Linked DNA regions of Homo sapiens: region 2 is linked to region 1. A link is a loop called in an ENCODE intact Hi-C map of the cell type or tissue named here. Cell type or tissue: heart left ventricle. All regions are shown on one strand. Each heading gives the region's core, and the rest is flanking DNA. Links, peaks and the distances in the headings are about the cores only.

Evidence for each region. Hi-C counts contacts between places; a loop is a spot of excess contacts. Peaks named below come from ENCODE experiments on the same cell type or tissue, not always from the same donor. Only the 100,000 strongest peaks of a DNase experiment are listed, where the experiment ranks them.
Region 2: it touches region 1 in a loop (7-fold over the local background); 1 of 110 quality-filtered maps calls a loop at or near these places.

Annotation. Positions count from the first base shown.
Region 1 is chr4:181,323,078-181,338,789 of GRCh38, reverse strand. No RefSeq gene overlaps it. Among named protein-coding and RNA genes, the nearest start is that of LINC02500, 66 kb to the right of the region's middle. In heart left ventricle, for the core only: no CTCF peak of the experiment used is centred there; no DNase peak of the experiment used is centred there; H3K27ac peaks cover 1,129 bases.
Region 2 is chr4:181,257,827-181,273,538 of GRCh38, reverse strand. It overlaps LINC02500 (long intergenic non-protein coding RNA 2500), which reads left to right and starts at 8,510. Exons shown (of 2, transcript NR_149139.1): 1 at 8,510-8,594; 2 at 11,971-12,523. RefSeq lists an enhancer at 14,482-15,015. In heart left ventricle, for the core only: no CTCF peak of the experiment used is centred there; no DNase peak of the experiment used is centred there; H3K4me3 peaks cover 1,926 bases; H3K27ac peaks cover 1,031 bases.

The DNA.
Region 1 (15,712 bases), core at 6,787-9,286:
AAGATGGTGCTACTCCTTTCCTTGGGGCTGAACCGCCTGGGGTAAGGGGAACAGAATAGACACAGAGACGTTTGTGGATTTGGTGGAGGCACTTTGCTTCCCTCAGAAGATAGCTATGTTTTGTAAGAGGCCAGCTATTGGCTATGGGTGAGGCCAGGCTAAAAAGATAATGAGATAGAATTGAAAGTGAGGTCCAAACTCACCTGGAATTCAAATGAATGCCAATAAGATGCTTATTAAAGGCAGGGACAGTTTGAGGCACATTTGAAATGCCATAGAGACACCTGTGAATTCTTCCCTGGAATCTATCATTGATTGGTCACTGGAACTTGTAAAACTGATGTCAACATGCACACGTACACATTCCTTCCTTTTCAATCATAAAATGAGAACAATACTAATTGCTTTCTACTTCTTATGTAATGTGATGATTGAAGAAAATGGCTGAAAGCTGTTTTCTTGCAAGATGAATAAAGTAGTCCTGGAAATGTAAGCCTTTCAAAATTATATTAATACTCTTTTAAAACTAAGAGATTGCATCAGGTCAGGAGTTGCAGAGGGGACTCAGAAAGACTGATCTGAGACCAGCATAACCTGTGTGATAACATGCTTCCTAAGGTAAGATTTTCAGTAACGCAGGGGGTGGTGAGGTTGATGCGTGAGGGAATGGGCTTTTTCAAAGCAGAGAATACTGTGAAATAATTCAAAAGGGCAAAACAGGTAAGTGATGAAAATGACGCATTTAAATACCATCAAGAGCTGTGCCCTGTATGAGAATATAAGGAGCTACGCTAACTATGTGAGGTCTATTTGTGATTCTTTTGTACTCCTTCTTTATTGAGAAGCAATAAACAATCATGAAAATAGATTTTAAAACACATTTCTTCTAAAGAACATTGACAATTGAAGATTTTCCTTGGCTATTTTCAAGGCTAATTCTCAGGGTTCTTTTTCTTTTTTCTTTTGAGAAACCTGATAAAGATGATACCCGCTTACAATCTAGCCCCAACCAAAATGATTGCATAATGTAGATTTGCCACAACTAACACTGTCTCACATTGTAAATACAAGGAACTGAAGCTAACAGAGTTATAGCAAGTTATAACAGAATTTTGGAGAAACAGTTTGCAGCTTCTCAAAGGCTGTTAGTACAATTCATTGTGAAATGATACTGCATAATTCATAATAAAAATGACCCTGAATAGTGACAGCAAAAACAAATAAACATGCCTAATGCTTACAAAATTGCTGAAGACAGAAATAACCCTCATAATAACTTGAAAATGATTTTGAACCTGCCTCTAATGGTAAACATGACACCCTTTCTGCTGTCACACAAATACTTCCTTACCGTAGTAACATTTGAATGGTGCAAATCTTTAAAATGGTTCTATTTTTAAAATGAAATATAAACTTTGAAATGTTTCTTTAACACCCACACTGGGTTGTATTAACCTACTAAGGAGAGAATACATTAGACATTATGGGATAAAGTTTTCTGTGAATATATTTATTCCTCTAAAATTCTGAAGACATGAATATAGAATATGATTAGAACTTCAACAACAGTGCAAATCAATTCCAATGGTCCAAGTGAATGTAAATAAAGAATTAAAACATCTTAGAAAATTGCTTTCTGCCTCAGTTAAATCGAGTTTGCAGGATAAGCAGAACATCTTTAATAATACAGAGGCATCTTGAAAAATGGGTCATAATTCTTCATTGCTCTTCCTAAGCACAGATGGAAACTTTTCTGAAAATACAATTCCTTCCTTCCTTCTTCCCGCCCTCCCTCCCTCCCTTCCTTTCTCTCTTTCTTTCTTTCCTTTCTCTCTCTCCCTTCCCTTTCCTTCCCTTCCCTTCCCTTCCCTTTTTCCTTCCCCTCCCTTCCCTTTTTCCTTTCCTTTCCCTTCCTTCTTTCCTTCCGATTAGGTCTAGCTCTGTTGCCCAGGCTGGAGTATAGTAGCACAATCATAGTTCATTCCAGTGTGTAACTTCTGGGCTTAAATGATTCTCCTGCCTCAGCCTCCTGAGCAGCAGGGACTACAGGTGTGGGCCATCACCACCTGGCTAATTTTTAAAATTGTTTGTAGAAATGGGGTCTTGCTATGTTGCCCAGGCTGGTCTCAAACTCCTGGCCTCAAGCGATCCTCCTACCTCGAGCTCCCAAAGTGCTGGGATTACAGGTGTGAGCCACTGCACCTGACTCTGAAAAGGCCAATTTTTAATCTAAAATTATGGGATGAAAGGGATGACAATAATCAGGCCCACTTGCTAACAACATTCTGGTTGCTGGGAGGTCTCTAGCTCATTTCCCTGGGAAGAGCAGGGATCACTTTTTTCCTACACTCTTACTGTAGCAACTCTGATTATCTTGAGGGGGCAACTAGTGAGGAAGTGCTTATCAACTTGCAGGAGGAGAATTCCTCTTAGAGTTAACTCTCTAATCTTTTAACTTGATATAAATATCAAATGTTGCTTAAGGACCAAACAAATAGTTTGTACAGTGAGTGATCAACTTATCTTATTTCTCCAAAGAGTGATAAAGATATAAATTATGTTAAGAAAAGCAGGCATAAATTCATAGACAAATGAGCAGTTGTTGACTGATGTTTTTCTTTTTCTTTGAAACAGAGTCTTGCTCTGTCACCCAGGCTGGAGTGCAGTGGTGCAATCTTGGCTCACTGCAACCTCTGCCTTTCGGGTTCAAGCAATTGCCCTGCCTCAGCCTCCCCAGTAGCTGGGACTACAGGCGCACGCCACCATGCCTGGCTAATTTGTTTTGTATTTTAATGGAGATGGGGTTTCACCATGTTGGCTAGGATGGTCTCAGTCTCCTGACCTCGTGAGCCGCCCACCTTGGCCTCCCAAAGTGCTGGGATTAAAGGCGTGAGCCACTGCACCTGGCCGACTGACATCTTAAAGTTCTGATTTTACATCTTCTCTTACTAAACATTCCTTGGAAGCATGCATACCAGGTATTTAGAAATTGTGGCTCAATGGCTATAGTATCTAAGTTGCTATTTATTACTTAACCTATGCTATGCGATAATTGAAAGAGGTAACTCTGTTGTAGATAGAAATATACTTAAAAATCAAACAAAACATGATCCGTGTATTATTTTTTGAAAAGCAATACCTGAACAATTAATTATCTCAAAAGAAGTCATAAGATTTTTCTGGATCGTTCATGCAAGGTCCTCATTTATACACATAATCATCTAGATATGTTTGTAGCATTCTAATAAACAAGCTAGACAGTACTAATTTTTATAAAATAATCATTTACAAATAATCATATCTTCAGCTAATGTTGACCACAATTTTGTTATTGATTATAATGTAAAATGAAAAGAGGTTACGCATTTTACGGGGCAAAAAAAAAAAAAAACAGGAAGAAGTATTCCTTTCTTCCAAGTGCTTGACTCTTTTTATAGTATCCCAAATTATAATCAACCTTCTTTCATGCCTGCGGTGATTAGAAAATTTTGCTTGTCATCCTGGATCAAAGTAAGTCCATCAAGAACTTCATCAACGTTTATTGTGTTTCTAAAATGTGCCAGTTTCCTGCTGGATGCTGGGGTACCCAAGGTCAAAAGATACTCTTATTCAGCTCCTGGGTTGGAGGCATATGGTAATAAACAACTCAAATACGATAAAGGCTATAAAACAGGAGAGTATAGAACCATATGCTCCAAATGGACACATGACTTCTGCTTGTAGAGAGAGGAAGAGAGGAGGGTCCCGTGAATGCCAAATGTACATTCACCCGAAAAGAGGAAAAAGGCTTTTCCAAGTCTACAAAGCAGTTGAGGTCATAATTAGGAAATTAGAATTAGCTAATATAGCTAAGACTATTGGTAAGGTACCTCAATGATCAGATAAGACAAAATGGAAATCTCAGTCAGAAGCAGGCTCTAACAGTAAAGAGATGGAATGATAGACATGCATAACAAAGTGGAAATTAAGAAGACAAAATGAGGGAGACAGGGAAACGTAAGGTTAGCCGAGGAGATGGCATTCCCATTCTGTGCATTCAACTTCCATCTTTAGAAATGTTTATGTTGAATTCCAAACTATAAACTGATGTTAGCCTAAGAGCAACAGAAGTATAAGTAAAATTAAAAACTCACTCAAATCACTTTCACCACAATAAATATAACTGTTTTTTTTCTCATGATGGTTTACAGTCCTTGGTCATATATACACAATTTTTGGATGAATACATGGAAATATAGAAGCAATTAATATTTTACTTTTCTAGGTAACAATATGAAGGTCACATATTAATCTTATGCCTGTCACATATTTCTGGAAATATTTTTCAAATCCATGGATTCATACATACACAATAAAGGTTTTAAAGAATTTTAAAAGTTACCTAATGTTTAAGTAGATTTGCCAAAATTTACCTTCCTGTTGAGTTTGTCTAAGTTATAGGCAATATTTTATTATCATAAACAATCTGGCAATAAACTTGTTTATGCATTTTCCCATTTGAATTATTTCCTTTTGATTCACTTGTGGAAGAAAATTAATATGTCAAAGTATGTAAACATTTTAATAGCCATCAATAAATATTTTGTATTTTTCTATAAACCATGCATGTTTAAATAACTCTCTCCCAACTAGTCTCTACACTATTTGAGGCTAGGGACTATGCTTTTACATTAACGGGCCAGAACCTAGTACATTGCTTGGTACCTGACACAGATACCCAATAATACTAAACAATCATGGCGGACTAACAGTTTCCACCAACTATCCATTCTTTCCCCTTTTAAGGGCATGATTTGTATTTTAACTGATGTAGCAAAAACGCATCTTGAGGATGACTTCTTTTAGCCTCCCATGAAAACTATGCATAGATACTGGTAGATGTGAAGTTAAATCCTGGCCAATTAGTATTATGCAGGATTTTCAGGGACTCTCCCTAAAGGAAGATGGCCAGGTTGGCATATTTCCCTGTTGAACTTCCTAGAATTATCTTTCCTGCTGCATGGACAATAGAGGTGGTAGCTAGAGCTCCAGTAGCCATCTTATACAATGAGGTAATTCTGAGGATAGAATTCGAGTACTAGGATAATGAAGCAAAAATGAGACGGTGCTTAGATACCTAGCTACAGTTACCGCACCTTCCCTTGAATTACTGCCTCAGGACTTATTCTATATGAGAGAGGAATAAACATTTATCTTACTTACATTCATTTTATTTCTGAGATTGGTTTCTAAACAGCTGAACTAAACAGCTAATGATAAAATAATTTTGAATGAACTAAATAACTGGTTAAAAATGTTAAGTAAAAATGAAATACAGCATTTTACCTCAACTTTGAGTATACACTTTTTTTAATTTTAGAACTTATTCATTTTATAAATTAGAAATGTCAACTCATATTTTAAAATTCACATTCATTTTATTAGTAGGAATGTTTATTTTAGTACTGTATGTAATATGTTGTGAAGTAACCATTCATCTCTTGCAAACTTATTTTTTTTAATCTTAGAACTTTGTCACGAGTTTATATGAACTCTTCATATGATATGAATGTACTGTGAAAAGTAAACCATGATACCACATCAATTTCTTCTCATCTGTTTTTATGTATATTTGAGAAATCTATTGTTTTTGTGACATTTTATATTTGTATATTTCCTTCTAATTTTTTGTAATTCTTCAGAGAAGATGTATTCATCACCCCTACAGAGAACTGGCAAATATTCACATTTATTTACACTTGCTTCCATAAGATTCATTTTGAAATTTGAATCCACCTGAAATTGAATTTTGTAAATTGTTTCTCTGAATTGAATTTTTTTCATTTGATTTTGAAGTGTCTTTGTATATTAAATAGAGCAAATAACCAGATCTTGAATCCTGGGTCTTACTAATAAATTTCTTAACTTGAATATATTTGAATTCCTCATCTGCAATATTGGGAAACGTTGGGATTACACATGTAAAGTATTGTGCCTAGCTCATACTCTTTAGTTTCATACAGTCTATTACCTACAAACTGAGGATTTTAGTGCATTCATGAAAAATAAGTTGGAATCAGTTATATTAGCTAAATGTTACTTCAATTTGTTGTTTCTGGATTGTTTCTAAAATTTCAAATAAGACTGGATTTCAAAACTTACATCTTTAATTTGTACTTTTCTGAGGTGCATGTCATTTAATTTTTTGGTTTTCAAATTAAGTTATATGTTCTTTATTTTTATGGAGTGAAGCAGGTTTCACTACATTCACTGTGGTACAAGAATGGAACAAATAACTGCATAGCTAATTCTCTTTCTACTAGATAAGTTTTCCCACTGTTTTCTAAAATTTTTAGACGTGATTTATGCCTATTCCCAGGAAAGTGGCAAGGTTGGCTGGACTCTGAATTTAGTGGAAACATTTAACTGAAGAAAGCTTCTTAGAGGTAAAACATTCATTTTTTCTTTGCATTTAGTTCCCAAATGGAGACAAATAGCTTAAAAGCAATATTAACCTCAATGTGCTTCGGCTATTTATCCTCATAAGGAAGGGCCTGAAAACAAGAAAACAAAGCCCATAAAAATGGTTTTATTTAATCACACAAGTATATCTCACCAAAAATCTTTAGTTATTTCCTTAGGGCTTCATTCTAAGCTCTGTAACTCATGCACAAATTCTATGGATGTCAGTGGGAACTGTGCATGTGGAACTCTGGGCCAAATTTGGTTGTCATGGATGAAATTAGTCAAAGAGGGCATTCGATCAATTTCTTAAAACATAAAGTACTCTCATTCTGTAATCCTTTCCCATCTTTCCAAATTTATTGACCTAATCCAGTAATAATTATTGAATCTCCGTAATATACATCAAACCACAATTTCATGCATGCATCATAGAGTCGCTGGCCTTAGAACATTTACCTTTCCACATAAATGTTAATAATCTTGCAGCAATATTTCATCCTAGCAAGAAGAGAGTTTTGTGGCATACCTTGTGACAAGGTCAATTTCACTTAAGGAAAAATGCTAACATTTTAAAAGTCAGCCATTAAATTGAGGTTATTATTGCATTTTCCTTATCTTGTTACAGGAAAGTAATCTCATTTCACTAGTGCCCTAGTTATTTAAGTAGGTTTACAAATATTTATTCAAAGTCGAGATGTGTAAATGAAAAATTTTTATCATCTTCTAGGTTCCAAAGAAATTGTGTTTAAGAAAATTTGCCTTTAAAAATGTTTATTTAGATATTTTTAGCATGTAAATTTTTCCCTGTAAGACAAAATCTTCTTCAAATAGCATGCAACTTGTTAGAATAAATACTGCTTCCCTTAGGGGCTAACCCAAGCTCTCTCTTTAGTGAGTAAACTGAAAGTTAAATTTCTTCTGTAACTTGAGCTGCAGATTGCAAATATCCACAGAAACTGCCCTTGCAGCCTCTGAAGGGAGACTCTTAGTGACTCTTTCACTTTGCCTGAAGTCATTTGCTGTCCTTTTCCTCAAGTGCAGTGCAAGAGGCATCCACAGACACCGTGGGAGATTCAATTATCCTCAAATTATAGTGAGCCATAACAATCTTTTGGAGACTTTTAAAAATGAGGATTCCCAGGCTTTGCCCTGCATCACTTTTAGTTATCTGGTCTGGTGTGGATGCTGCATTTTTACTGAGCCTTCCAGGTGGTTTGGGATGCTGTTCATTTACAGATCACATCCATGAACACTGGGATCAAGAAAGTGAAAGCTGAGTTGGCAAAAGGAAGAGTGTGGTGTGAATTACAAGGTCAAGACTGCTGTGTGCCAAGCATGGTTTGCATCAACTTGACAAATGCAGAAAAAGTTTACTGTTAAGGGAGGCTGCTAACAACACCTGGCATCTAGAAGGCTCTCAATGATTGGGAATTAAACCAAATGCTACTTTTCATCAACACTGACGTGTTTGCCAATATTACCACTCTGATATTAATAGTATCTGTGACGCTACTCATAGCAGTGCTATTTATGACCATTCTGGATGGAACTGTGTCCCCTCCAATTTCCTTTGTTGAAGTTCTAACCCCCAGAACCTAAGAACGTAACCATACTTGGCAATAGTGTATTTAATGAGGTGATAAAGTTAAAATGAGGTCATTAAGGCCTGGACCCTAATCGAACATGACCCCCCTCCTCATAAAGTTTATGCATTTTATAAACTATAAAGTTTAGAAAGAATTTTCTGAGAGTGAAAAGGTAAGCTATTAATAATTATGTCAGGACATACTAGGCTAACAGGCATGTATGAAGACTGTCCTGGCAAAATGGGAACTATATTCACCCTAACTATAAGGCATATGGTTGTACTGTAAATACACACCTGGATTCCACCTCTTGGTGTTTGGCCGGAGGAAAGAGAGCCCCTCTGAAGATAAAATAAGGTAAAATAACAAAGTCTTCATACTTCCTCACTTCAAAAACATAGTAGTTCATAATTATTATATTATTTTGCTGATCATAACTTTAATTAATATAAAAATACACTTGGGGAACTTCCAGTAATGGCAGAGAGTAAAGTGGTGAGGCAAACCCTTTCACATATCACACTAGGAAATTTGGATAACATTTCAACTGCGATTGAAGGGTCCTGGAAAGCATGCCGAAGTGGATGGATTGTTGAAAAACTGCAACAGGAAGAGGTAAGAATTGAGACTTTAAACTGTTCTTGCCAAAGCACACTTCCAATCCCCAGGATTATTGGGTAGAAAACCACATACAGGCTTACTCTCTTGGCTTGAGATCATGGCAAAGAGAGTTCAGGAATGGAAAAGTAGCTGAAAAGTATCTAAAGCCAGGCTGAAGTCAATGAAGCTTTTCTCCCCCTTGAAAAGCTGTTACGGAAAGGGTAAGGATTGTGAGTTTCTAGTTTTCTTGACCAAGCTTGCTTCCTAAATGTAGGCTTTCTTATTTGGTTACAGATGACAGAGAGAATGTAGTGTTGGAAAAGAAGTTGGAAGTTTAAGAGGGAGATTCTAGAAGTGTGAGAAAAAAAAAGAACAGATCCCTAAACCTGAATTATAAACTCTGCCCAAACTCCAGGCAGCCCCCTAAATGCCATGTTTGCAGGGAAGACCTGGGGGGCTTGGTGAGGGTTGCAGGAGGCAGATTGACACCAGAGAGACATTTTTCTCTGAAATACTTTGTTTCACTGGGAGAAATTTTGTGAGTTTGCTGCTTTTTAAATGAAAGGCATTCCCTAATCCGTGCACAGCTCAGGTGGCAGAAAACCAGGTTTCTTGGACTGAGGTGTCAGAAGACAGAGTTGGAAGTTGGAGAAGTGGAAACTTAGGAGGATTTTCCAAACGCAAGGAATCCACTGAGAGTGTGAATCACAAAATTTGAAGGTAAACTGCCCAAATGCTTGAATGATCACCAAACTCTACAAGTACAAGCACAGGGAAGATTCACAGGGGACCAGACTGAATAAAGAAGCACAGTTTGAAATTTGAGTCCAGAGAAGTTAACTGCCTGTTTAGAACTAAACAATTAAACAAGCATCCTTTATTGGTATGGTGAATATAGAGCCAATACTGAAACACACACGAAGAAATGGGGGTGGCCAGCGTGTGCCCATGAGTACAGCCCAGGATAAGATGACTTGTCCTCCCTGTCTTGCAACTAAAAGCATTGGCTCTGGATCAAAATGCCTGCTTCACAATTGACTAGCTGTTTGAACTTTCGGAAACTGCTTAACTTCTGTGCTCTGCTTTTTCATCTCTAAAATGGCAATAATAACAGTGCTTCCTGTTTTGGGCACTTATGGCGATTAAATGAATTAATACACATCAGGCACTTTTAAACAAAGTGCATCATGTTAGCTATTATGACAATCACAGTATTGTTGAGGAGGACAATAATACAATCCTTCCTCCAACACTTACATGCAATCCCAGGGTTAAGGAGGGGTAGTTGTAGGGAGAGATCTTGAATTTATTAAAAACATTCTGAATTGGCTTTGATTATGTTAAGTTGCAAAGTAACAGAATAGCCGCACAAAATGTAGTGACATGGAAAAAAATCATATTTATCCTTGTACAGCTGTATTAGTTTGTTCTCATGATTCTAATAAAGACATACCCAAGATGGTGTAATTTATAAAGGAAAGACTTTTAATTGACTCACAGCTCCACAGGGCTGGGGAGGCCTCAGAAAACTTACAGTCATGGCAGAACGGGAAGCAAACATGTCCTTCTTCACATCATGGCAGGAAGGAGATGAATGAGTGCCCAGAGAACGGGGAAGCCCCTTGTAAAACCATCAGATCTCCTGAGAACACCCTCACTATGAGAATAGGATGGCGGAAACCACCTCCGTGATTCAATTTTCTCTACCTGGTCCTTCCCATGACGTGTGGGGATCGTGGGAACTACAATTCAAGATGAGATTTGGGTGGGGACACAGCCAAACCATATAAACAGCTGAACTAGATTTGTGCCTCCTGCTTAGACACCCACATATACGCATACTTGCGTACACACTCATGTGTGCTGTTAGCTCACACAGGGTATATTGGATATCTTGCTTTTTTGGTCTATTTTATAAGTAGTTTAATTGTAATTCTGGCTTTTCTTAATCCAAAAATTCAGGAAGGATTTTAAAATCTCTAACTTTTAAGGCTTTTTCTTTTCTTTTTATAAAAATAAATTTCTAATATTACTGAATTCTGGTCAGGGAACGCAGTTTACAAAACACATGAAAATAGTTTCAAATCCACTTAGTTATTGTAGGGTTAAACTTCTCATATAATTTTTTAATTTTTTCTTCCAGGTTCACTCATGCACTCAAATTTTTGCTGCTACTTCCTGTGGATATCTTGCCTCTTAAACATAGGGATAAAGTGATGAATAAAACTCAATTTCTCTTCTTAAAGCTCTCACAGGGCACTAGAGATAAAGACAGAAAACTTTTAAAGTAGAAATCATAGCAACATTAGATTTAGGCAGAAGGGTACAGTAATAACATTAAATGCAGAGTCATCAGTTGAAGAATTGGAAAGGTGGATATATCAGGGCTTCCTAAAAGAAGTGTTATTTAAGCAGCATCTTAAAGAATGGTAAGTCATTTTCTAACAGAGTGGAGAAAGGAATTCTAGGAACAATGAAGAATATGTATAAGGTTACAGTAGCATAAAAGAATAAGGCAAATTCAGTGAATTGGAAGTCATTCCAAATTTTAAGCATAGCGGAAGTAAGAAGATAAGATCTGATGGGAAGACAAGCTTGAGATTGTATTTTGATTTAGTTCATGTGCAGTGAGAGCTTGAAATAAGGCTCTAAGGTGAACATTGAGGAAAAGGAATAGAGTTTCAGCACACCTGCAAGAGTACTGGGGGACTGGTTTGCAGTGCCAGGGGAAGGCATACAGTGTGGGAGTGGATGCGAAGCCTTGGGAAAGGTCAGATATTCAGAGGATCCGAGGCTTCATCCGATTTCTGGTCTAGGTTGATCATTTCTTTGTTAATAGAGATGACGTTTTTTATGAAAGCGTATAAGCTGAGAAGGAGAAGGATAAGTCGGTTCCTGTACACACGGACTTCACACTTCCTGTGGGATAGCTCCGTGGTGCTGTCAGGTGGGAGACTGGGAATACGACTTTAGAATTCCAAGTTTGAATTCTGGGCTGGTAACTTGTGCTTGGAAAAGACTGAAATTCTGCCAGTGCATTTATGTACAGTGAGATGATCGGAGTCAGAGAGCAAAAGACAGAGGCTAGGAGGCTGACTTATTTAAGGGATGGTCAAAGAAGAGGGATTTGGTAAACATAACTGTACAAGTTAGGGTTCCCCAGAGAAACAGATCCAACAGGCTGTATATACACAGACACATACTTTCATGTGTCCCTTAACGATAGGGATACATTTTGAGAAATAAGTCCTTAGGTGATTTTGTCGTGGGAGCATCTCAGAATGTAGTTACATGAACCTAGATGGTATAGCCTACTATACACCTAGGCTATATGGTAGGCTCTATTGCTCCTAGGCTAAAAGCCTGTATAGCATGTGACTCTACTGAATCCTATAGGCAATTGTAGCACAATAGTAAGTGCTTGTGTATCTAAATATAGAAAAGATACAGTAAAAATACAGCATAAAATATAACAAATTTTACAGTACCTTTATAGGCATTTACCCTTAATGGAGTTGCAGGACTGGAAGCTGCTCTGGCTGAGTTAGCGAGTGAGTGGTCAATGAATTCGGTGAATGGCCTAGGGCATTACTGTATATTACTGTAGACTTTAGAAACACTGTACACTTAGGCTACACTGAATCTATAACAAAAATTTTGTTTCTTCAATAATAAATTAATCTTAACTTACTGTAACTTTTTTACTTTATACACTTTATTTTTTAAAATTTTTTGACTTTTTGACACAACGCATTGTATGGCTGTACAAAAAATAATTTTTATTCTTTTCTTTTCCTTTTTTTTTTTTGTTTGAGACTGAGGTCTCGCTCTGTCACTGAGGTTAGAGTACAATGGCACAATCACAGCTCACTGCAGCCTTAAATTCCTGGGCTCAAGGGATCTTCCTGCCTCAGTCTCCCAAGTAGCTGGGACTACTCTCTGTGTGCACCACCACATTCAGATACTTAAACAATTTTATTTTGTAGAGACAGGATCTCATTACGTTGCCCAGGCTGGTCTTGAACTCCTGGCCTCACACAATCCTCCTACCTTAGCCTCCCAAACTTTTGGGATTATAAGCGCGAGCCACTGTGCCCAGCCCTATTTCTGTATATACTTATTCTATAAGTTTTTTTATTATTAAAATTTTTTACATTTTTTTTACTTTTAAAATTTCTTTGTTAAAAATGAAGACACAAACACACACATTAGCCTAGTCCTAGACAGGGCCACGATCATCAATACCACTCTCTTCCACCTCCACATCTTGTCCCTCTAGAAGGTTTTCAGAGCAACAAGAAGCATGGAGCTGTCATCTCCTCGGGTACCAATGCCGCCTTCTAGATACCTCCCAAAGGGCCTACCTGAGGCTGGTTTACAGTTTACTATGTTTTTAATAAGCAGAAAGAGTATACTCTAAAATAACCATAAAAAGTAAAGTATAGTAAATACGTAAACCAGTAACATAGTCCATTATTATCATGATCAAGTATTACTTAGTGTACATAATTGTATGTGGTATACTTCTATATGACTGGCAGTGAAGTAGGTTTGTTTATAGAAGCATCACCACAAACATGTAAGGAGTGTGTTGCCCTACCCTGTTAAGATGCTTACGACATCACTAGGCAATAGGAGCTTCTCAGCTTTATTATCATTTTATGGGACCACTAACATCTATGTAGTCTGTCATTGACTAAAAAATCATGATGTGGCACATAACTGTATATATACATGTATCTATACATGCATACAGACACACACACACACACACACACACACAGAGAGAGAGAGAGAGAGAGAGAGGGGTTTACTTTAAGGAATTAGATCATGTGATTTTTGAAGGCTGGCTAGTCCAAAATCTACAGAGTAGTCTAGCTGCAGACCCAGAGAAGAGTTGCTTTTGGAGTCCAAATGCAGTCTCCTGGAAGAATTCTCTTCCCCTCGGGAGAGATGAGGCCTTTTTCGACTAGGGGTTTTAACTGATTGGATGAGGCCCACCCACATTATTGTCAGTAATTTGCTTTTGCATTATTTTTTAGAAAAACCTTCTTAGAAACATCTAGAAGCATGTTTCAGCAAACACCGAGTACTATGGCCCAACCAAGTTGATGCATAAAATTAACTATAACAAAAACTGAGGACAATTCAATAATGAAGACAGAGAAATAGGTAGAGAGAGATTTCGCGAAGCAAAGAGAGGAAAGGATTTCAAGAAAAAAACCAAGCCGCCCAGAAGATTTTATGTAGGATGTGAACTGAAAATATGCTACTGGACAAAGCAATAGGAAGTCATCCTGGGGAAATAACTTTTTGGCTTCACAGAAGCTAAAAGGAAAGACACCGAGAAGCTAATAGGAGGAGAGAAATTTGGAGACACTGTATGCTAATTACACACACTAGAAACTTAGCTTGTGAATAGAAGAAAAGTGACACAGTGATGGCCAAAGGGCGAATAGGGTGATGAGGATCTGCTTTCTGCTATGAGACTTGGAAGGAAATAAAATAAACCTGCTAAGATTAACACCTTGGCTGATGATAGTAAAAGTGACTACAGCTCAACAAGTTAACACTCTAGGTGTAATTGCAATTTAATAGGGATTCATAGAAACACGATACTCTCATCCTGAAGATTGATTCTCTAATAGCAAAATTTCAGTGGAAATTGCAGGGGCAGGGGATATTTGGAACACCTATTGATCTCCTGTCAATAGAACAAAGCCACACAGTTAGCTGCCACATCTGCAAGGCAGGTGGGGTGAGAGATGGCCATAAAGCATACATGAGACTTTAAAAATTTTTTTTTACCATTTCTTAAATTATTTTTCGATACTGGTTAATGCTGCATTCTGTAAAAATACATATTTTAATATTCATAAGCAAATTCTTCTTTTATTAAAAATAATATGCTCATTTGTTTTGCATCTTCTTATATCCAACCTTTTCAGAAGGTCAACACAAGGTGGAGGGGAGAAGATAGGAATAAAAAGCTTTAACGACTGGGAAAAAAACATTGTCACAGGCAAGATCAAGACTTAGCTTTTAATATTCAGGCCAGACTTTCTTTTACAAGATCCATTCCAGTCTAAGATAAAAAATATATACACCATGGATACACAATACCCACAAAAGTCTATCTCTTTCTTATGATGGCCAATTATTCTGATTTATGTCATAAAATAAATCATACGATCTATACATTGTTTAAAATTTCTTTGAAAGCCTTAACACTACTAAAAGGGGGAAAACCCTATAGTTTGAGACCCAGATCTTCATGCCATAAATAAATGCAAAGTATAAAATGTCTTCCATCCTATGATCTCATAAAGAATATAATACATTTTTGGTCATTGCCATAGAATATAAACTTTGAAATGCTGGAAAAAGCACATCTAATTTGAAGCAGGGAAGTAATCTCACTTGTTCCACTTGAGTTGGGCAACCAGGTGCTTTGCAGCATTTAAAGAACCTCCATTCAGTATAATGGGTTGGGGTCACTTCATCTAATGTATCTCATTATATTGAGGGAATATAATTATATCAGTGGCTTGTTTTCGACTTAAGAATGGGAACTTTCAATGTATTAAGGAAAGTAGTATCAGTTTATTTTCAGTATCTGATGCAATATCAGTTCATGGGATTTTATTTTTTGAAAGATTTGGATTTGGAAGAGAGTTAAAAATAAGACCCAATATCAAATAATTTATTACCCAAATCTTCTGATTTAGACATTTGAGCAGAAACGTGGGTTCTAGTGTTTTAGATTTCCTAGCCTCTTCTGGGGCCTGGAGTGACTAAGAGCAGTTTATCTCTGGTATGGGTTATTGAGGTCAATGGTCAAGGCCTAACTTGGCCTTTTCTAATAGGTAGGGTAGCTGTAAAGAACATTAATAGCTGTATAAACAGGAAGGACTTTGCATGTGAGGTTTCATTTCTTCTTTACAACAGTCCCATGCACTGGGTACATCTAAGTTGGGACTGTGTGAGGTTATTGCTTTGTAGGTCGGAAGTTGTAGAATATTGGCAATTTATGTAGTTCAGATTAAAAGTATTCTCACCTTAACAAAGAAACTGGGACTCAC
Region 2 (15,712 bases), core at 7,407-9,906, 66 kb after region 1:
GGCAGGGTAATTGGGGAATCGCTTGATCCCGGGAGCCAGGGGTTGCAGTGAGCCAAGATTGTGCCACTGCACTCCAGCCTGGTGACAGAGTGAGACCCTGTCTCAAAAGGGGGGAAAAAAAGTCTATAGTTGGGAGAGACATTTGGGAGCATGCACGAATATTTTAACAACTACCAATAAAACTCCCAAGTGGATATTGATGGGAAAATATTTTGAAGTCAGTTAAGCAGTGAACACCGACCTTAAAACTAGTAGCAGGTTTACCCTAGAAGCAGAATAAATTGATCCTAGTGGGAAGGTGTTGGTAAACATTTGCAACTCAATGCTTGGAAAAAAGCTTTAATTCCCAATAATTCCACATAAAGTGGTACAAAAAAGTTATTTTAATCATCTAAATAGTATGTCAAGCAGAAATGTTTGCCTAGACCCCAAATCACTAACTTCATTAGCTGCATGATAGAGGTCAAAAAGAAAATCAAAACAATTATTGAAATAAAAGAAAAACTAAACTTATTGTTCCTATCTCTCCCCAGTGCCTTGAGTCATTATTCTTGTGCAAGTTAGAAGTTCTACCAAGATTATTAACTGTTTCGGGCCACCAATATGCTATTTATTATACTACTGCAATGACATATCTGTTGACAATTCTCATTTGCTACAGTACCATCATGGCCACATGACAGAATATACTCCCACTATGTTCAGAATGTGGTGTCATCCATGAAATCAAATTCCCGAATATGACATTTTGCAGTGACTGAAGTTTTAGATATTGCTCAAAAGATTAAAGAGTGGAAGGTGCTAGAAGAAGTAGAAATAGAGGCCAGTGTTGGGATCATGTTAGTAGCACTGCCACCTCCTCTCAATAGCTGCATGTTGATGTAATTGGAAAGACCAACAAGACGTCCTCTTTATCCGTGGTGTCTGCCATTGGATTGACAGTCGCAAATGTTATTTTTGGGCCTGGTTCCAAGCTTCACTCTAACATGAGAGCCTGTGAAAAGCTTAGCAAGATTGTCACATGCCAGAATGTGATCATCTATGGGTAACTATTTTAAAACTGGAGTATTTTTGTTTACTGAATGTTTAGAGAGGTTAAATATTTAAAAGTGTGTCTCTATTTCCATATGGTTTAATAGGTTCTCCTCTTTGGAAAAAAATATTAATTTCAAATGTCAAAAATCTCATGGAACTCTCATTTTTAGTAGCTCTACTTTTACTGCATCTTGAGTGAAACAAAAATATTGACTATACTATATTTCAGGTATATTTTAGGTGGATTTGCATTTTATTTATCATAATGCCTATATGCAATAAATGGTATTACATGGAGACAACTATTTATTTAGCTTTCAGAACATGCTTGTTGGGAAGAATCCATATGTTTACTAAATCTGACATTCCTCTAAATATCTATGACTCACAGGTTGGAAATAACAGGCTTATAAAAGACAATTTTGAAAATCAGACACATCTGGGTTTCAAATCTCTCTCACACACACACACACATATACACATACAAACACAAACAAGTATATATTACCTTGGGCAAGTCACTTAACTCTTTCAAACTAGTTTGCTCATTTTTAATAGCATTTCAGGGCAATTAAACAACATAACTTAGGTAAAACATGTACCACTCTGCTTGGCACATTGTAGCTACTCAATATCTCTTAGTTCCTACCCTTTCTCTTGCGAATATTTGAAATTTTAAAATTCCCAATGTATATATGAAAGCTGGGGTTAACTCAAAATATAATTTAGAGAACAAATATTCACTCCACAGAAAGGTTCACAGTAGGATTACTTCACACTACAAACTGTGCAAATGTATTTCATGTATTGCCCAATCTGCCAATTTCTCACATCTGATCACAACCCTTTTTGTGAACAGGGACAAGTGCCTCTAGATAACCTAGGAAACGAATACTTTGCATCTGATAGAATGCGTCTAGTTGGACGTATGATTTAAAACACGCTGATGCTTACTAAAGATCTGAAAGGAGAAATGGGCTTTGCAAATATGAGGTCAATACTCTACTAATCTGTTGGGGTCATTATAAGATTTTTCTGTTGGTTTATGAGGTGAGTATATATTGAAAATATCCAGTCGTGCAGTTGCACAAAACTGTCCTGCTAGTCTTAATTGCCGCTTCATCTCCCCGCTTTCTAATGTGGTGGAAGATATTTTTCAAGCAGCAGCATGTGGCTCAGCAGCAGACACCACAGGCACTTACGCTGGGAGTTTTGAAGCTTCCTGTATATGAGGATGCTGCTGCTGGGCTAGATTGTCCAGGCAACTGTAAATGCTGAGATTTTTACCTTCTATTCTTCTGTTCTTCCTGAATACTTCATCTCTGGGGGCAGTTTCTTTTTCTCTCTCTCTTTCTTCCCATAGAGCGCACTTGGGGATTGTCTACCATAATAAATGAGCGGTCTTTCAAATGAATGGTTTATCCACTTTGATCCTGGTATGTCCAATTTTAATGCTTTATGCTCTATAACAGTGGGGGAAAATGTCAGAAAGCAATTTCTAAAGAATTTGTATACTATTTACCTAGTAGGACAATAAAATCAAAAAAAGTTTCTCCCGTGTATGAATAGGAAAGAAACCAATCTACAACATCTTCATTTGACTCATTTTATAGTTTTGGTTTTGAGTGTACCTTTATTTGGTAGCTCTTTGAGAATCTCATATGTAGCCGTTAGAAAGCCAGCCATTTACTGATCAGTTACTTGGTGGCAAGCACTGTGCCAACCTCTGTTTATGCATTTAATTTTCACAGAAATGCCTAGGATGAAGTAGTCACTTTTATTCCCATTTTACAGATAAAGAAATTAAAGCTTAGCAAAGTTAAATGAGCTGCCTAAGGTCACTCAGTAAGGAGTAAGTCAGGGTTTGAACCCAGAGCTATGCACCCACATTATTTCTTGATTTTAACTGTTTTAGAAGTTTTTGATAGTAAATGCATGGTTTAGAAAAGGTTTGGGGATGGTATAATAAAGATTATTTTCTATAGTATAGCATTTGTTTGAGAATAGTTAAGACTGAATCCCGAGTCAGGAAATAAAAATGTATAGCATTAAATTGGTCAACATATATTCTCTTGATTTTCTTAGTTCAATAACAAAATTTCATTTCTTCAAGTAGAATGCTAAGGTATAGAAACAGGAAAGACAAAAGATTCTATGCATACATACATAAAAGTCTAATTTCAGGAGGGAATGTGTTAGGTTATATTTGAATAATACACATTTGAAATACAAAACAATTCAAAGTTTTCTTTAAAGGAGAAGAATAATATTTTCCATCTGAGTAAAAAATAAATAAGTCAATTAATTAATTAATTAATGTAAGGAACAAGTCACCCATGTCTTTGACCTTTTATGCAGTATTTCACCCCAGAATGTAATGGAAACACCAATATCATCTTAACTATCGTAGCACCAGCAGGCCTTTATGCAATATAAACTTTCTTTCTCCTTTTTTAATTCTCTTCCAAATTGAACCTAGGAAGGCAGAGATGGGTCCTTGATAAGGTTCCTTGAACTGCTGATTGCAGAAAAATCAGGCGAGATTTTCAAATTGACAATTTTTAGATTGACAATTTCATTCCATGGCTCCTTCTGCGTTTCTCTGCTCCGATTTTAATTATCACTTAGAATAAGTGTACTGGATATATACTTATCAACTGCTCATTTCCCCTGTGGACCACACTGTGGGTTACAAAATACAATTTCCATTTTGTCTGCTGATGGCCTAAATAAGGTGCATACAAAACAACAAGGATGGGCTTCTTAATTTAGCAGGGTAAAATGTTCATATAACAGTGGCCCTGGGGGCTAGATTCAAGAAGAAAGAGAAATAGATTCTACCTCAGTGGAGCTGAACAATTTCCAAAAGATTTAGCACACAAAAAACTGGGCCAACCCACACTATGAACAATTAGAAAAATTCTAACAATAATGTAATTTTTTAATATTCTTTAATACAGGGCTCCATGGCATACATGTAATTATATCTTATATGATATTTTAAGCAAAACTATCATAGGCACAAAAAGCGTTAAAGAAATATTAAGGATTCGAATAGCATGGCCAAGAAGGTATTAAAATATTTTGAACTATAAAATATAACATATATATAAAACGCATCATTTTATTTAATTCACAACATTAGCACCCTCAGTGTGTAAGTATAATCAATACTGTGATCAATATATTAATGTAAAAATATATGAAAATTAAAATTGTGAATAATTTCCTTCTATTTTTAAAAATGAATTTTCTCACTAGTGAACTATTTCTCAATCTAATTTCCTCTGAATACATGGCCTTTTTCCAATAACATGCAATATATATTATAAACCATAATTCTTATCATAATCATCACTGCAACAAGTATCAGCCAAATTTAGTGAGTTATCATTATCAGCTAAGTCCTAGGGATCCAGAAAGTTATACGATATGGTCAGGTTTTGGCAAATTAATGGGATAATGACTGTATATGGAAAAGATTTAAAAAGTCATACAAAACAATGGAAAAAGCATGGTGGTTATGGAATATCATAAGGGTTCATGAAGAAATTGGAACTTGAGGTGGACATTGAATTCTTAGGAATTCACAAACCTATGTAAGAATGCGGGGATACTTCACTCATATACTTTATGCAGTACAGCAAGAACAAAGACAGAATTTGCTTAAGCCCTTTGACTCCAAACAGTTTTGAGTAATAGGTGAAGAATTAAACATTTAATAAAGGGTTATGACTATTGACCTAAGTATGGTATTGGTACTTTATGTTGGAGGTAGTGAAGGATCACTGAAGGCTTTTGTGCAGAGGGAATGATACTTACAAGCTTTACATTTGGGAAATCCATTTATTAGAAGCCTGACATTACAGAGGAAGCTATAGAGAATAGCTAGGACAAAGAAAACTATGTCTTAAATGTAACGTTTTCGTTGTATGTGCTTGGCATTTTCTTATCCATACATGTTACATTTTCTTGTTTCTACACTTATGATCACATCAAAATGTGACTTGTCTATACTTGTGGAAACCAAGATAAATGACAATTTAACAGAAGAATGCAAGAGATATTCCAAAGACACCACATATCATCTAAAGAGAAGTAGACCTTAAGTATACTTCAGAGGACAGAGAAGATTTGATTATGTTGGGAGAGTGTCAGAGGAGAGAAGGCTTGTTGGGTCTGTACAGGTGTTCATGTCCCTATTTCTGTATCATGAAGGTTAAAAAGAAGTAACGAACAACTTATGTAGTTTAAATTGGACTTAAATGCATTGATTTTGTGCTGTTCTTGTCTATGTATCTTCCCAATTAGACACAAATCAATTTGCACTCTGAACGGTGTTTTGCAGTACCTGGGGTGTGGTTGGTAAAAAAACACTTTGACTACAATATATTGTTGACAAAAGAGGCATCTGCACTGACAAGGAAGAAATGATTGTATTATCTCAGTTGTACCTGAGATGTTTCTATATATCAATGAACACATGAAAATTATTTATGTCTACTACAACCCCACTATTATGGAACCATTCACTCTAAATAGACTTACTATTTATTGCATTTGATAGTACTGAGAGAGGCAACAACATAATTTATAGTGTAATATCAGTATATAAATAGCAACATAATTTATAGCGCAAGTAATATCAGTATAATCTCCAGCCTGACCAAAACCTAGTAACTTAGGTTTACAGCAATAAACACAATTGGATAAATTAAAGCCAATTCAGGTGTTCTGTATTATTTTCCCTTACATTTAAGAAGTATATGTATTTAAATTTCATTCTATGTGTTATTATTTTAAAAACTCATAATCAATGAAATAATTATATCTATTCACACAGAACTGAATTTCCTTAGGCTTTTGAAAATCTAATTTGACCACTTAAAACATCTCATTCATTCATTCATTCATTCACATATCCACTCCCCAAATATTTATTATTCAACGAATAAACACTGGTCACCTTGATGAACAGTGAGAAGTAAATAAATTTTTCATGGAACTTATATTTTAATAAGGAAAGACAGATAATCAATAAATGTATAGGATGTATAAGTCAATACATGAGATGCCTAATGGTAATAAAATATGTAAAAATAATAAAGCAAGATAAAGGGCATAGAAAGTGCTGGGGCTGTCATGAAGGGCTTGTAAGGCATGGTTTATTTTACAGAGAGTAGTTAGGAAAGGCCTCATTGATAAAATACCATTTGGGTAAAAAAGAAAAACTCTGAAGGAAGTAGTGACTCACACAGGAATAAAACTTTACTTCCCATATCTTTATATTAAAAATTTTCCTCGTATATTAGAAAATACTCCTTATCCCAAAATGAACACCATAACGATTTGTGACTAAATTTTCCAAAGTGTCTATTTGTAGGCTAACATGTCTTCTTGGTGTTCTGTCTGCCAAGATACTTAAGTGATCTTATACTTCAGCTTAATGAACACTTAAGTTCTTACCCTACATAAGACTCTTTTTGTCTGCCCAATAACCATTTCTCCAACAACTCTTAGAAGCATTTTACCTTTCCTTTGGGAGTTGAGCATTCCTCATTCTGAAATGTGACCCAGGTCTGGTCAATCAGGGTGGCCAACTTCTTCCAGCTCCAGAAACTGACTCAGAAAATGCTTATGATACAAGAGAGGTCAATCAGAATCTCTAAGTGTCAGCCCAGATGTTGTGGGTGAAACTATGGAAATATGTACTCCTTTTTGCCAGATTTCCTTATCATTAGATATGTACTTAGGATGTAAGCCTGAAGTTTCTGAAGTTCAACTTGTCAGTAAGAGAAAAGACAGTGTCAGAAAAAAAGCCAAAGGAGAGGAAAGCAGATTCGAGAACTGTACGGGAATCCCTGACAGTATTGTTTCAACAGCTAGATCCAACTAGGCCTGAAGCTGCTACCCATAGACTCTATGAGATCCAACAAATTACCATAGTTCCACTAACTATTAGGATCACCTTTATTATACTCACAAGTAGAAGCCTCATAACTAACACAAAGAACCAGCTACCTCAATTCTACTTACTCTACAGTTTTTAAAAGAAAGAAAAAAAGATATATGACAGTAAGAATGGCTGTTTCACTATCCTCTCATCAGCCTGCTTTTTATGCATTTCTTTGTGATGATGATCATTTGGTTACTTTTGAGTAGCAAAATATAGTTTTTATTTCAGCTCAATAAATATTTTATGTGCACTTAAATGTATAAGAAACTTACCTTGCACTGGGAACATACAAAAATGAAACAAGACAAGTTTCTCATTCTGAACACACGGTATTGAGCTTGCATGACTCACAGTGTGCAAATTGTATAGCCAAAATAAAAAAAAATACTATATAAATCCTATGAGTACTATTTCCCCCATTAGATATTAAAAACACTGAAGCCATGAATTGTATTGTTTTTCCCTAAGTTTCATCTCTAACACTTGTGTCTAGATTATTAATATTTGTAGAATACAACACATATTTTTCTTTGAGGCCTATCAGTCTGGAAGTGTCTTCTCGGGACAACTGTTAAAACAATGTGCAATTGCGACCGTGGTTACCTCTCATTCAATTAGTAACTTTATCTGCTAATAAATGATTTTTCATTCATATCTGGAAGACCTTGAAATCCTCCTAAACAATACATTTATAATGATGCAGTGATGGTTTTGAGATAAAGTATTCTGCAACAATGTCTTTTAGGAAAAAAAAAAGATTCTTATGAGAAAAATAGAGAAACAAAATATAAGTCAATATACTAAGATTAAGAACATAGATATGTATTTTCTCTTCCTTCCCACATCTCATTCTTTCTGTAATAAAATGATCTCAGCACTCGCACTGCCTTCTGATTACAGCAAGATTGCAAGACTTCTGCAGCTTTCCTACTGCAGAGCTATTTCTAATACCACACTGATCCTGAAATGTTTGCCATCTCCTTAAAGCACCTGCTGTAACTCCCGGCCATACTCTTCTCCCCACTTTAAAAACTAGATCTAACCCAACCATCAGGCTAAAAGTAGGAAATACAACAGTTTGAAGAAATGCAAAAATTTATCTTGTATTCTATTAAACGGCAGGCACTGCTGAAATAAGTTATGCCTAGGCACTTGGGTTCGGGTAAATCAAGTAACATGATATATTTTTTACGAAGGGGCTGTTTTAGCAAACTGGGCAGACCTACTGCTCTGATTTCTCATGCATTGTTTTACTCTCATTAAAATGTTTTTGGTTATACGTCATTATCTTTTACTTATCCACTAATGGTCTACAGACACACAAATATCAGGCAGGTGAAGTCTTCCCCCATCCCCCTCCCCCAATCCCGCTGCACCACTGCAGGCCTGGGTAGTAGCAAACACACCGATCTGCGCCCTGTCACTGGTTTAGGAAGCTGAGCCCCAGCCGCTGAGCCGTTTTCTACCGGCTGAAGCACGCATGCTTCCTTTGCTTCCTTTGCTTCTGCAAGGGAACAATGAGCAAGTGCATGTGTGGGAACCCTCCTGCCTGCTGGGCGCTCAGCTAGGAGTCCCAGAATACCAGACACCATTATATTCAAATGTAAGTACCAAAAGTCATTTTGACTTGAATATAAATTATTCTAGCTGCCATGTTGGATCACCGGCACTACTGCTCCTCTTCATTAGCAGTGATAATTGAGCAATGACTTTCTAGGTGCTTAAATCACAGTATGATTAATGGTGTATGTACCTATCTTGCTTGCAAGCTCCCTATTTGAAGGAGATTTTTCTTTTACATTTAATTATCTTCATCATCTTCAAACACGAAACACTCAAAGCACTGTGCTTATAAAACCTGGAGACCAACATTTTTAAAGCGTCTCTTGACCGGTCCATCACTTTGCCACTGGTGTTTTCAAGGTACCTTACAAGACTTATTTAATAAGAAACAAGAATGAATGCTACTGAATGAGACAGAAGAAATGCAAATTGCTGCTATTTCATTCCTTAAATTGCATACCACTTATATTCTTCTCACCTATCTTAATGTTGGTTTATAGGGTTCCTTTATTAGGATATGAGATTTAGAGTGTAGAGTTTGTGATTATTTTTCTAAGTTATTTTCGGGCGCTACCATTAAGATGAGAAGCCAAAATAATCAGCTAGAGATTGAGCTGAATTAGGAAGAGATAGTTGCTTTTTTCCCCCTTTAAATCCCTTCCTGTGTATGTCTAACAGTGCAGTTCTACCCAGAACACTCCCAGCATCTGGCCTATCTTGCATTCAATTCACCCAAAAGTTATAAAATGTATAATTAACGATGTGGCCCTATATATAGCACACTGACACCTTCACTAACTTAAATCTATAGCTTATAGGTGAAAGTAAATAGAATAAGTTATAGGTATTATTAGCATATGAGACCAGTCTGAAGAAAAACATACAAAAAGTAAAATGTCACACTTCCTTTTCTCTCGTATTTTATATTTTGAGAATTTTAAAAATTGCTAAGTGCAGTAACACTTAGAAGAAGCCACATCTGATGGGACGGTTCTTTTTTATGCTTCTTAAAAGAAAAAGAGCCTTTGTTAATGTGCTTTCCTTATTACTCTAATTTTCTGTTGGCAGATCCCTGCTCTCAGACCCCTGTAGACCTACTGGTTCTGGAAAAAAGCTTTCTTCTTCGGTCCCCTGAGTAGGCTAGTGACAACTGAAAACATGCAGGTAAAACTAACACAGAATGGTCGTTTCAGAGCCAATTTTTTGTGGTGGCAAAGATGTGCCAGCAGGTTTGCTCATGCTGCTGGGTCCAGGGAACCTTTTTGACAGAGTCCCCACCCCCTCTTGCCTAAATCAGTAGAAATGATTTGGAAATCCTTTTGGGGAATTATTTCATTTTCATTTTGCTTTGCTTCCCCTTATTCTTCTGAAAGCAGCATTTACATGCTCCCTGCTCAAATTTATAAGAGCAAAACAAAACTTACATAACTCAGAAAGTCAGTAAATTCTTATTTCGTTGGCAAAACGAATCACCTGTTTCCTTGACTCAGTTCAGACCAAAATTAAAAGCACTCAGACATCCTAATAAATACCAGAGCAATGGGCATTTACAAAATCATTGAATGGAAAAGACAGAAAGAATGGTTAAAAAAAATTGTAACCTGCAATAGGACCATCCTTAAATATATTAATAGTATTAAAGATTTATTTTGTTATTCAGTCTTCTACAATGTCCCTGTGAGGTTGAGTGCCTCCCCATTTTATGGTTGAAGAAACCAAGACTCGGAGATGATAAATAATTTACTCCAGTTATATTGCTGGTAAGAGAAAGAGCCAGAATTCATACTAAGGTCTGAGTTAAGTCCAGGTTTTCTACATGTGATATCGATAGTATATTTAAAACAACTAGCATGATGAATATTTTGTACCTAGCTAGAGTATTTCTAGCTGCTAGAGATTGGGAGAAACTCATATCTATGTATTATGAAACTTCACATTCAAACCTATAATTTAAAGAAAAATATCGTCATGTTACTAGGATAAAATTTCACTTTTTCTCTTCATGGTAATTTAATTTTAACTAGTAGTTATCAGCCATAATACCCTGTTTAGTTTTAACTAAAATAAGAAATCAAGAAAGTAAAGAGAATTTGAAGCTTAGAATAAAAAACCCAAATGTTACCACTTATAAATTAAACACAAACACAAAAGAATGTGATAAAATCGGGACAACATCTAACAGTAGGAATAGTTGGTTGACTACGCTTTTACTCCTATCTAAATTGATGTCATATAGGTGGTCCCAAACACAGATAAGGGCTCCCCCAGTTTGGATAAGAAGTCTGATTATGCTGTGCATCCCTGGATAGTCCTGCCAGACACGAGGATATGCACAAATGCCCATCAGAAGCAAGACTATTTTACATCATTGCACACACACTCACACGCACACTCATACACGCACACTCACAAAGACATCCAAACAAAACATGCCACTAGCGCATGAAGTGAGGCATTTGATGGTGTGGACAAGAAGCCAAACTTTTCCACTTACTAGCAGTGTGACTTCCATCACTCCATCTCCTCCGTGAGCCTGGTCCATAAATTCAGCACCTCATAGCACCAATCTCACACACATGGATGGTCATCAGGGGCTCAAGGAACGTGAAGCTCATGGAACATTCTATAATCATAAACACTCTTCAAATACAATGATTGTTGTCATGGCTGTTACTTATTTCTGAAACTCCTGCTATGATACTGCTCCTGAAACAGCTGGCTACCAGGAAGAACACCTGTCATCCCTAATCCACTGGTCCAGAACACTTTCCTCCATACAGAGCAGGTTTTCATGATTGGATGATTACCCTGCATGGCTGGCAACAAACTCAATTACTGTATTTTGAGAAATCAGCCATAAATTGGAGGTTTCTTATATGCAAAGTGCATAATGAGATGAAAGCCTACTTGAAACTCATCAGAGGCGCAACAATACTCTGACTTTTAATAAAGGCTAAACCAGGGCAGGTGGAAGGGGGAACATTTAGATAAACATATTTTAGGGTAGACAAATGGAAAAAGTAAAACAGCACTATTTTAATAATTATAATTACAGGATGATTCTTTTATCAGATTTTGGAATGAGCTGGTTTCCTTTAGAAACAACCAACAACAACTCTGATTTCTTTTAATGTTTTCTCTTTTTCTAAAAAATAGCCTTTTTCTCTGTCTTGAAGAGAGGTCATAAATCCTGAGTTCTATCCAAGAGAAGCCTGAGCTTCAAGCTTTTTCACCAACACAGTGTATTAAAATGCTTTAAATTAAGGAACTCTTGTATTTAATCTACAAACCTATAGATTAAATACAAAAGAGTTCGATCCATTTCCCACCTCCCAATGCCATACAGCAATGGTTACTTTTTAAACTGCTCAAAAAAGATTCTGAGATCTTAATTTTTTGTTTTTTTCCTTGAGCAGACCACAAAAGATGTGAGAATTCAAACTGAGCCATAGCTCCATCTCCTGGAAGTGTATATCAGCAGCAACAAGAGTAAAGACCCAGAGGCATGAGAAACACTTCCTCACTGAAGCACTCACGTTCCGACTGTGTGCAAAAGACCTTTTGTGTCTCACTCACTGAGGGAGATTGTTCTTCACTCAATCAATGAGAAGAACAGACGTCTTAGAAAACCTTCAGTACCTGGGGGAAATGAATGAGCTCAAACACAAGGGAAAGTCAGCCCGTGTTCAAGATAAGCCCATCTCAGGAAGGCAGGCACCATGCTCCTGAGACTACTTTACCCCCAGATAAGAAAGCCCTTATTGATAAGCCAAAATCACAGATTATTTTATTAAGCTCATATTTTAAAAGAATGCAAAGCTTCCTTTAATGTTACTTTCCATTATAAATGTAAAATTACAGTTTGCACATAATATCTGGATTCTGGTTAACTATTTTCCATACTGTATTTTGCAATTGCATATCTGCATTTCTATTTTTATATTAAAAAATAAATAGGGTTATGCAAATAATATTTCTAATTGTGCATATTTATGTATTTATATTAAGTTTTAGTATGTCTGCTTGCTCACATAATTTATCTTCTCTTTATGTATAATTTCATTTACTTACAATAACTAATTATTAGGGAAACAAATAAAATCTTTGAGAAATTACCAGAGGTTAATTCATAAGTGCTTTATCTTGCTTCACAGATAATCATATACTTTATTTCTAAACTTTGAAATGTTATTGTCCATATTGTTTCTTCGTACTTACAAAAGTAAGAAATTGGATTGTAATGTTTCCAATTTATGTTGTCATGCTTTCCTCTCTTTAATATAACTTGAGTTTATGTAAAGTTTGAGCGGTTCAAGTTATTTCCAAAAATATAATAGGAGCCCCACCCTTCTCAGTTCTTTCACACTAACACTTTTATTGACACATTTGGAATGGGGAAGGATGTAAGCCACACTAGTCAATTTGGATCAGCTGTTTATTTACAATTTACTCCAAAGATTTAAGTAAGCAAAGTCAGTGAGCAATTGAAATTGTTTTCCTACTCTCTTTTATTCTTTTTTTTTTTAAAAAAAAAAAAAAACAACAGCCATTTGAATGAATTTTTTTACTCTCCTGATGTTTCTCTCTGTTTCCACACTGAGCGCCTGATAGAAGCTGGACACCTGCTTGCCTTCAGGCTATTCCATGTTCTTTAAAACTGTGCTGAATAGAGATTGAGTTCAGCTTCCTATATCTATAATCAGTGTCTGATTTGGAAACAGAAAAAAAGCTTTATATAACTATTAATAGTGGGTGAACTGGAGCCAGCACTTTGATATTAATAAAATAAACACAATACATAATAAAGCACAAAATCCAATTTATTCAATGTAATTGAGAATATGGCCCCCTGGCAAGATGAATATTGTGAGAAAACTAAAAATCAGTATATACTACTTGATTTTCAAGGAATTAAATATGTGTAGACTACACTTAACATTCAAATTAGCTTGACTCTGATGTAATATCACGTTGATGCTTCAGAAAGAATATTTAGGGCCTCAGGATCATTATAATGAACACCAGTGTCATGGTAGAACTACTAAAGGACTAGAAGATAGACGCTATTACACTAATTTTGTCCTGAAATCAGGACATATTCCTTTAAAAATATTTCTGGATATCTGTTTCTGTGCTTATTATGTGTCTCTTTTTCATAAAAGTTAAGTGGAGAAGATATGTGTATAAATCCTATTTCTTTGGGGCTACATAGAGTTTGGATAAAATGGGGATAGGCTTCATAGCGAAAGTTTACACCTGAAGTCTCCCCATCTCGTGTATGGCTTTGCTTGATTAACATACTTTGCTCAATGGCCATAAAGGAGCACGCATTTTAGGTTAGAGTTTTCTGTTGGCTTTTGATGATTGGCTTGCAGCCAAAGCACTTATCCTGCTATTCAGGATATATTGTAGAAAACCATATAACTGCACCTAAGAGTCTTTAATTGCTAATTGTTCCTAATAACTGTTTAGGATATAATGCAAACAACAATACATGATGTCAGTTTGAATTTCAAGGTTGTTATTCAATCCCAAGTTTCTGCTGTGTTATGATCTCTTCCTGTGGTTAATGATGTCTGGAAAACCCTCTGTGGAATAACAACCCTGGCTTGGGTAAGGGGCAAAGTCTGCGTTAAAAGAATAACAATAGAAAATAGAGGTTTGAGTAATAGCTACTGTGAGTTGGAATGCAATAACAAGCATTGTACAAAATGAAATAAATGGCCACTTTTGTGCTTCCAATTATAATACACATCTCTGTAACTATTCAGAGATTAACTGTGCTGCGGATTAGCTATAGAATTTGGAATTATCTTCTACATTGTCATGTGCATCCAAAGTGTCCTGTTATGCTCCGGGAATCAGGGAATCACTTTCTCCAGGTCTTATTCTTAAAGGACTGAGACAAGCTTTCATTATTTCTGAGGATGCTCATTGATCTCCCTTCTACTCATAGTGGCTCAACCCAGAACATGGAAGCCTTCTTATAATAGGCAATGGCAAAAATGTGATGGGGCCAAGCTCTGGCTAGCTAATAACTCTTCAAGTACTTCTCCCTCTGTTCTGCCTGCAATTTCAGTAAGATTTCTAGCACTTGGAGTTTAAATGTCCTCTAGCCCTTTAGAAGCTGGCATCTAATTGCTTCTTCACGTTGCCAAATGACTGAGTGTTTTCTCTATTGACATGGTTCCTGCCAGACTTTGGAATACACAGTAAGCAGGATAAGAGAGACAAGAGAAGCATAAAACTCGCTCAGAGGAGGATTAGAGCACAGCTGGGAGTCAGAGAGTCAGTAGAAGGGGCAGGAAAACAAAAGCCAAGAAAGAAAAATGAAAAACTGTAGATTGCACAAAAGAAAAGGGAAGCAAGACCAGAGTGGATTGCTGGTAGAGAGATACAAGGCCTGCTGTGTCTGAGAAATATTTAATGGAAGCATCTCTATATGTGGGTGTGCTATTGTGTATGTTGATACATGCAAAACAATGTCCCTTCCTTACCTACCTCCTTTAATCACAAAAAAGCCCAATGTAGTATTTGGTTCATCATTCCCATTCCACATTATTCCTTATTATCTAATTTTGGTAGATTGCAAAATGGCTACAGTCCTTCACTTTTCCTTGTTTCCATGCCTTTTGCTCTGGAATTTAGAAGCTCCTGCCATTAACAAACAGATTCTACTTTCCTTCCCCTCGAATCTGAGTGGCCTATTGACTTTCTTTGGCCCATACCCATAGAAAGTGGAGGAAGTGATATTGTGCCTTTATTTCATGCTCCTACTGGCTTTCTTGGAGTTCTACCCAGCTGCCCTATGAACAAGCCCAGCCAACCTGCTGGAGGAAGAGAGACCATGTGGAACTGAGAAGAGTTCTCCTAGTAGACGTGATCCTAGGCTAGTCAGCTCTCAACTGGCCTGACTGCCGACTGAAGATGCTTGAATCAATTCAAATGTAACCAGAACTGCCCACCTGAGCCCTGCCCAAATTCCTGAAAAAGAGACTTACAGGTTAAATGAACGTTAATCCTATTAAGTTTTGGGATGATTTATTATGCATAAAAGGCTAACTTCAGCAATAGCCAAGTTATGTCTCTTGAATAGGTAAACAACTTTTGTGTGGTAATAAGTATATTGTTAAATCCATATTTGAAATTTGTTTTTTT